Linked DNA regions of Homo sapiens: region 2 is linked to region 1. Evidence: chromatin loops called from intact Hi-C (ENCODE). Cell type or tissue: dorsolateral prefrontal cortex. All regions are shown on one strand. Each heading gives the region's core, and the rest is flanking DNA. Links, peaks and the distances in the headings are about the cores only.

Region 1 (5,883 bases), core at 1,403-3,902:
ACAATGTGGGCTTGTCTTCTCCTCCAGGATCTAGGCGGATGGCGGTGGTAATGTCTAGCTTGGGGACAAGATGAGTCAGGTACTGTTGGGCACACAGCTTCCCAGGGAATGTTTGAGGCTTTGGGGGATCAGGGAAGGAACAGGAGAATGGGGGTCCAGAGCCCTGAGCTCTGAGTCTGCCCTGGCCCCTGACCAGCAGGCCCTTCAGTGACCAGGTAATAAAAACATTTACCCTGACAGATGATCAGAAAAGAGGGAGATTGGGTCAAGAAAGGGAAGTAGAGAGGAAACAGAATAAAAGTGTTTTCACAATACCTACTTCATAGCAGCGGACTCCAGGGAGGGGAGGGATGGGGAGGCTGGGGTGGGCAGGCCTCAGAAATTGGCTGGGTTCCTGTCCCTTGCCTGAAGTTATCCTGAACATTGCTTTTGATAAGTGCTATAGGAGCGGAAAGGTAATTTTTTCTAGCCTTCATGAGGTAGGGTAGACACCTGAAACAATCTTGAGATTGAGAAGAGAAAAACAAACAGAAGTTTAGTAATGTGTATATGTCATGTGCACTTGGGAAATACTCAGAGAAATAAGTAAATCTCCAAAAACCACGGCTTTGAGTTCAGGCTTAAATGCCATCTTCAACTGAAACAAAGAAAGAAGGCCCAGCTGTGGGGATGTGGGCAGGAAAAGCTTAGTCAACAAGGGGAAGGTTGGTCTTGCAGACTGAAGTCCATGCCTTCTCCATTGGTGTTTCTAGTGATTAGAGACATCTTTCTCTTCCTGGTGCAGACAGGGAGACACCCTGATGTATGATTTCTTTTAAAGATGTAAGTTTCTCTTTCAAAGGGTAAGTTTTCCTTTTGTTCTTAGAGCTTCTCCTGTGTCTGCAGTTTCTCAAAATAACCAGCTCAGAATTATTCTTATGCCAAGGAGCCATATTTTGGGTGGCCTATTCTGGTCTGGTCTCCTACAGTCATAAGTTTGCGGTAGTGTGTCCTGAACCCCATCTGTGTCTAGGAATGCAGTGGCCATGCTTTTCTGCCTTGATAGCTCCCAACTCTGTATCTGGCTGGGGCATATGAGGCATTGCAACCGAGTGGATTCAATGACAACAACCATCTGTGCTCAAGTATTGTTGGAGAAGGTCAGGGAAAATATTTGTAAATGGTAAAGTACTACATCCATTAGGCATCTTTATTCTTATACATGAGGAGAAAAAGAGGAGGAGGATAAGAAGGAGAAGAGAAGGAAGGAAAACTCCAAATGGCCAAAGCACTTTCCACTGGATCGACATTTTACAATCCTTAATCCTTTGAAAAAGCACCCTGGCCGGGCGCAGTGGCTTGCGCCTGTAATCCCAAGCGCGATTATTTTGGGAGGCCAAGGCGGGCAGATCACGAGGTCAGGAGTTTGAGATCAGTATGGCCAACATGGTGAAACCCCATCTCTACTAAAACTACAAAAAAAAAAAAAATAGCTGAGCATGGTGGTGGGCACCTGTAATCCCAGCTACTCGGGGTGCTGATGCAGGAGAATTGCTTGAACCCAGGAAGGCGGAGGGTGCAGTGAGCCGAGATTGCGCTACTGCACTCCAGCCTGGGCAACAAGAGCGAGACTCTGTCTCAAAAAAAAAAAAAAAAAAGATAGAAAGAAAAAGAAAAAGAAAAGAAAAAGCACCTTGTTTCTCCTTGGTTTGGAAATGCCCTGAAAGGTTCTGAGTGCTGGCAGAAGCCATCCCAGTATCACAAGAGGACCAGCTCCAGGCCCAGGGAACTGGAGGATGAGATGCCAAGGCTGGCCAGGGTGGCCGATAGGGAAGCCTCTTGGCTTGGTGGTCAGAACTGGGCCCTGGAGCCAGACAGACCTGGGCTAGGATGCTTTTTATGTGGCCCTACGAAGTCAAGCCTCAGTTTTCTCATCTGTAAAGGGGGTGAGAATAACAACCTAACAGCCTTCTAGGAGGCACAGAGTAGGTGTATGGATTGCTGTTAAAGACGGTGAGCCAGAGGACACAGCTCCCGCTCTGCCTCCAGCCCCCTGACGGCCGCCCCCATCCCGTAGAATCCACCACACACCATGAGGTCGGTGCAATTGTCAGCCCCGTTTAGCTTATGCGGAAACTGGGGCACAAAGAGGTTAGTACCTCATTCAGAGTCACACAGCTAGTCAGCGGCAGAGCCAAAATTCACATGGTTGCCTTTCTGCCTCCAGAACCCACCCAGGAGACTCCATGAAAAGTGGTTGGGAGTGGGGGTCACACAAGCCCTCATCTTTAAGACTGGAGCCCTACAGGCTCTCCTCTTCTTCTCTTCCCCAGGGTCTGTTGACCTGCAGGCGACATAACAATCAGGAAGAGTCAGAATATTTTTCACAGGCTCCTTTTGGGGGAGGGTGCGGGGCGTTGGGGCGGGGGGGCGGTGCGACGGGCGGAGCGGAGAGCGCCAGGCATAAGGCTCATGGGCCGATGCTGCCATCTCGTGGAACTTCTCTATCAGTGCAATGCTCACAGATTGGGGTCACTCACTCACTACGGTCTTTCTTTCCAGGGTTACTGGATACCCGTGCGAGGCACGAGGATTCTGAGAGATAGGGTTAGTAGTTATGGTGATAAAGCCATAACTACGGACTCATAACTTCTCTGCTTCCACATCACTAATTTATTTTTTAAGAGCCAGGGTATTGCTCTGTCACCCAGGCTGGAGTGCAGTGGCATGATTGTAGCTCACAGCAGCGTCCAGCTCCTGAGCTCAAGTAATCCTCCCGTCTCAGCCTCCCCGAGTAGCTGGAACTACAGGTGCAGGCCACCACTCCCGGCTAATTAAAAAAAATTTTATTCAGAAATGGGGGTCTCACTATGTTGCCCAGGCTGGTCTCAAACTCTTGGCTTCAAGTGATCCTCCCACCTTAGCCCCCCAAGATGCTGGGATTACAGGCGTGAGCCACCACGGATGGCCCACATCACTGATTCGAATTCCAGTCCCCTTTCTGATTCTAGCCACCTCTCCTTGCTGTGTGCTGGTCAGTGGCTCCCTCCAGGAACGTTCTGGACTTCCGGGAGATGCCAGCACTGACTCCTCTGTCTTCCCTTCATCCATCAAGCATGTCCTTCCTTCTATCTTCAGGCAGCTTAGATCCCAAGGTTCACCATGTCAGTAACATCTTCGCAGTACCCTGAACTCCCATGTCCCTCATCTCCCCGTGGCAGCGTGGGCCCACCCTGGGGGAGCCCAGCTACAGCTGACAAATGATCCTCACTGGAGAGTCCCCAGCAGACCAGCGAGTCTGCTTGGAACTCACAGTTATCAACGCCAGATGGGCCTGAGGATTCCCTGCAGTTCTACCACGTGTCTTGGCTCCTGCTTGCTGTAAGAACTGTTGCCATCTTCCTCCTCCACTTGGCCCAGGGCCCTGAACACATCCCTCCCGGAGATGGTCTTTACGGAGAAAACAGAGTCCACCAGTTAGGGATGTTCCCATTTGTCAGCGCCAATCTATCTCTTGCTCCACAGTTACAACAGGGAAATTGCTCCACGTCCCCTCCCCGTTTTTCTTTGGTATCCTTGTTTGGGTTCTTTTTATGGAAGTACCACCTACATAGAGACTAGTGTGCAGATCGTAAGTGTAGAGTTCATGAATGATCACAGAATGGTGACGTCTGTTCCACCAGCACCCGGAACAAGAAAGTGAACGCTCTTAAAGCCCCAGAAGCTGCTCTCCTCTGATTACTATGTGTACAAAACAAACGACCCCCAAATGTAGTGGTGCCAAAAAAAATTTGTTATGGCACAGATTCTGTGGGTTGGGAAATGGACAGGGCAGGATGAGCATGCCTTGTCTCTGTGCTGCGCCCCCACTCGCCCCCCATGGCTGTGGCCTCGGCTGGAAGACCCAAAGGTTGGGAGTTGGAATCATCTGAAAGTGTCCTCCCTTTCTTGTGTCTGGCAGTTGATGCTGGTTGTTGGCTGGGCTTCCACTGGGATTACTGTCCACAGCTCCTTCAAGTGGCCTCTTTCTGTGCCTTCTTAGGCTTAAGGAAATACAGGGTGTTTTTAGGATCCAGCCTTGGGAGTTATGCATGGCCACTTCTGCTGTACTCTGTTGGTCAAGGAGTCACTGAGGTCCACCCAGGATCCAGGGGGAGGGGACATAGACTTCAACTCTTGATGGAAGAGTGCCAAGGTCAAGTTGGAAGAAAAGCATGTCAAGTGGTACATATTATTGCAGTGATAGTTGGAAAATATAATCTGCTATGATGGTCATATGATCTTTGTCTTTATTCTATTAATGTGGTAAATTTACATTAATTGATTTTCAAATGTTAAATCAGCCTTGCATTTCTGGAATAAACCCAGCTTGATTATGATGTATCGCTTTTTAAAAATATTACTCTGGCCAGGTGCAGTGACTCATGCCTGTAATCCCAGTGCTTTGGGAGACTGGAAAAAGAGGATTGCTTGAGGCCAGGAGTTTAAGACTACCCTGGCAGCATGGTAAGATTTTGTTTCTACAAAATAAATAAATAAATAAATAAATAAATAAACAAACAAATAAATAATTTAAACAATGTGTTGCTTAATTCTACCTGTTAGTATTTTGCTTGGGATTTTTGTATCTTTGTTCATGAGATAGTTTGGTCCATGGCTTTCTTTTCTTGTAATGTGTGTTTTGTTTTTGGTTTTTGCCTTAATGTGTATTTTCCTAATTTTAGTGGAATTACACTAGCTTCATTTTGAATAGTGTTTCTATGATATATCTTTCTTCATTCTTATAATTTTATCAGATATCCTTATATGTAGGGCATGTTTACGGTAAATGGGGCATATACTTAAGAAAAAATCCACTCTAACTATCTTTACCTTTAACTTGAAGTCTTTTGTCCATTTATATTTAATATAATTACTGGTAGACAGATATATTTGAGTTTAATGCTACTACTTTTTTCCCAACAGCACACCTTGTCTATGTTCCTTTTTTCCCCTCCTTTCTTGTCTCTTTTTGGATTGATCAATTTAAAAAACTATTTCTTTCTCACTTCTATAAGTTAAATATTCTCTAGAGCTTATATTTATCCATACATGATTTACTAGACTCTAATATCAATTAGTACATTTCCCACTTTCCCAGGTGTTGCAGGTACCTTAGAATACCTTAATTACACTTACCCTGACCCAACTTTTGTGTTACCATTTTAACATAATTTAATTTACATTATTTTAAAACTCATAAGATATTACTTTTTTTCTTTTTTACAGTTCATATTAATTTCTATTTACTCACATATTTACCCATTCTCATTGTTTCTCATTCCTTCCTGCATTTGCTTCTTCCTGGAGTCATTTCTGTAAGCGCAAAAGGCTCCCATTAGTATTTCTTTCTAATGTCAGTCTTTTAGCAATGAAGTTTCTCAATTTTTGTTGGCCTGGAAATGCCCTTTGCCCTATTTTCACCAGGTCTGGAATTCTAGATTGATGCTTATTTTCTTTTGGCACTTTAAAGATCATTTCACTGCCTTTTGCATTCCATGGCTTCCATTAAGAAGCTAGCTATGAGTCTTACTGTTCCTTTGAAGGTAAAGTCAGGCCAGGAGAGGATGCTCTGGTGCTGGCCCTGCCGCCCTCCCACTTCCCTGGAGAGAGAAACACAGTTTGAGGGGCACTGGGAAGGAGGTCGGCATCCGGGACTCTAACCAGCCTGGGGAATTCAGATCCTTCCTGGTCCCAGTCACATCAATTTTCAGATGCCACGTGGTGGCTGCTTTCATATTGTCCCACTGGACCTGTGGCCACACAGCATGGGATCCGATCCTGCTGCAGTGCCCAAAGGGCAAGAGTTCCAGGAGGCTGGTGGGTGACCTCTCTTTCACCCAAAGGTTGACCAGCTGTCTGGAC
Region 2 (2,500 bases), core at 1-2,500, 1.0 Mb before region 1:
AGCTGATGCCTATCCTCATCCTGATTCTCGTGTCAGCTCTCAGCCAGCTCATGGTCTCCAGTCCACCCTACAGTCTGAGTCCAAGACCGTGAGTACATGGGTGAGGCCGGGCCATGGGCAGACAAGGGGCTTTAAATTCTCAGCCCCATCAGGGGCCTTCTTTCCCATCCTGATCCAGCCAGTGTGCGATCATAATGCAGAAACCTGGCTTCGAATCAAGAAAATATACTTTCTCTATTCAACTAGGACTCTTAAGCTTTTTAGGATTATGGTCCCCTAAGAAATTGCAGCGAGAGCTACAGAACTTTTCCCTAAAACTATGCACACATGTGCACACACACATACACACACACGATACACATGTACACACACACACAATACATGCACACACATAATACACATGCACACATACACGCACACATATACACACAGAGTTTTGCATATAATTTCGGCGGCTTTGTGACTCTTCCCTGCCCATCTCCCCTGCCAACCCTGACGAAGAACCTCTGCTCCTCGGCTCTGGTTGGGCTTCCTGAGGCTGTGGAAAGAACAGGGCACTAGAGTCAGACAGAGCAAGCATGGCTTAGAATCCCAGCTTCTCCACTAAGAAGCTGTGTGACCCTAAACAAGTTATATAACCTTGGTTTCCTCATCTATAAAATGGGAATTATAACATCCACCTGCTGTGGAAATTAATGAGTAATGCATATAAAATGTCTGGCCCACTAGAAATGCTCAACAATATTAGTTTAATGAATGCTTAGTCTCGACTGCCAGGAGTGAACTTGAGGACATTTCATGAGCCGTTAGGGGGTCAGCTCCCCTCACTGATGTCCAGCACCTGGCCCAGGGTCAGCTACACAGTGGGTGCACATCTTCAGTGGGGTGGGTCCCCCTCTCCCAAAAGGTGGCCACCTCTGGCTGGGAGCTGGCAGGACCCTTCTCAGCCAGCAGGGGGCAGAGTCGGTCCACTGGACCCTGGCCGCCGGCTCAGGCTCCCTGTGGCCAGATGCCAGCCCTTTTCCCTGCAACTGGAGAGATGTGAGGAGCAGAGGACTAGGGCAGGGACTGTTGTCCCCAGAGCACTGGTCCTGTCTGGGTGTCAAGGCTCTTCCCACAGCTGACAGAGCCTGTGATTGGAGCTGGGAGGATAAGGCTCCCTGGAGCCCTTCCTGTCATTTTGTTCCTAAGCCTCTTAACCCTACACTGGGAACTCCTAGATAGGCAGGCAAGCACTCAGCAACAATTGGCTTAGGGGATGAATGGGGAGATGGAGGCACAGAGGCAGAGCCCAGATTCCCTCTCAGGTCTCCAGTTCCCTAGACCAGGCCTCTCCCCAAAGGCCCCAGGTCAGCAGTGTGGTAAGCAGGGATCTAAAGGCAGGGCGTCCTGCGGTCTGGGCCACGTGTGTGGGAGGACGCTGCCTTTTCCTCAGACTCTCCTTTCAGGGAGTGTGCGGGTCCCTGCTCTGGTTTGAGAGGGAACCAACTACTCCTCTGGTCTGTGCGGCACCTCCTGTCTTGGGGCCCATACCCCTAGAGTGCCCTGGGCATGGGGACCCGCACCCACTTTGAACCTGGTATTTCTGGCCAGGTCCGTGGGCCACATCCACAGGCGAGTCACTGACCACCTGGGTGTCGTCTACTATGTGGGAGACACTTTCTCCGAAGAGTACACAGGCTCCAGCCTCAAAACAGTCGAGCGGAATGTGGAAGATGATTATATCGCCAACCTCCGGAACAACTGCTGGAAGGAGAAGCAGCAGAGTGAGTGTGGGGGGAAGGCGGGGGCTGTATTTGGGAGGTGGCTTGGGATGAAGCTGGAAAGCAGGGGAAGGAGAGAGCCCTGCTCACCCTGTGCTCTGAGGGCCCAGCCCCTGGCACTGCCCTGCACCAGCCACCTCCCAGACAAGAGCTGGTCTCCACTCCTGTGTTTCTCCGGGGCTGGGAGCCAGGGGCCACCTGGTAGTTTCCTCAGGTTCCCGTAAATCACTGCCATCAGCCCAGCATGTTGGCTGCCAGAGGTGAGTGTGTAGAGATGGACTGGAGCGGATGGATCCCTGGCCACCCCCTGACTGTGCTCCTGGATCTGTCTGTGGGACCCTGGGGAGGCCTGACCAGGATGACAGGGTCTCACCTTGGCTGGCCTCACTGCATTCTAGAGAAAGGCGCCTCTGTCACCCTCGCCCACATAAGGACTGTAGTCTCTGCTCCTCCATGGTCTTCCTAATGGGAGGCCAGCCCTGCCCAAGCCCCGGGCATGTACCAGCTTTCCTCCGCCCTCCACAGCCCTCGCAGGCTTCCTTGCAGGCTTCGGGAGGTACTGGGTGTGCACTAACCCTGTCCCATTGCTTTGCAGAGGAAGGCTTGCTGTACCGGGCACGCTACTTTGGCGACACAGATATGTACCACAGAGCACAGAAGATGGGCACCCCCAGCTGCAGCCGACTGTCAGAGGTGCAGGCCTCCCTGCATGGATAGTCCTGGGCCAGCCACACCAC

Evidence for each region. Peaks named below come from ENCODE experiments on the same cell type or tissue, not always from the same donor. Only the 100,000 strongest peaks of a DNase experiment are listed, where the experiment ranks them.
Region 2: it touches region 1 in a loop (3-fold over the local background); 10 of 110 quality-filtered maps call a loop at or near these places.

Annotation. Positions count from the first base shown.
Region 1 is chr10:71,311,061-71,316,943 of GRCh38, reverse strand. No RefSeq gene overlaps it. Among named protein-coding and RNA genes, the nearest start is that of SLC29A3, 5.3 kb to the left of the region's middle. In dorsolateral prefrontal cortex, for the core only: CTCF peaks have their summits at 2,290 and 2,490 (motif pointing left); DNase peaks (open chromatin) are centred at 2,493 and 3,373; H3K4me3 peaks cover 1,942 bases; H3K27ac peaks cover 1,071 bases.
Region 2 is chr10:72,335,790-72,338,289 of GRCh38, reverse strand. DNAJB12 (DnaJ heat shock protein family (Hsp40) member B12) reads left to right here. Exons shown (of 9, transcript NM_017626.7): 6 at 1-88; 7 at 1,594-1,766; 8 at 2,359-2,500. The coding sequence ends at 2,480. Among named protein-coding and RNA genes, the nearest start is that of DNAJB12, 18 kb to the left of the region's middle. RefSeq lists an enhancer at 2,384-2,500. In dorsolateral prefrontal cortex, for the core only: CTCF peaks have their summits at 733 and 939 (motif pointing right); a DNase peak (open chromatin) is centred at 989; H3K27ac peaks cover 2,039 bases.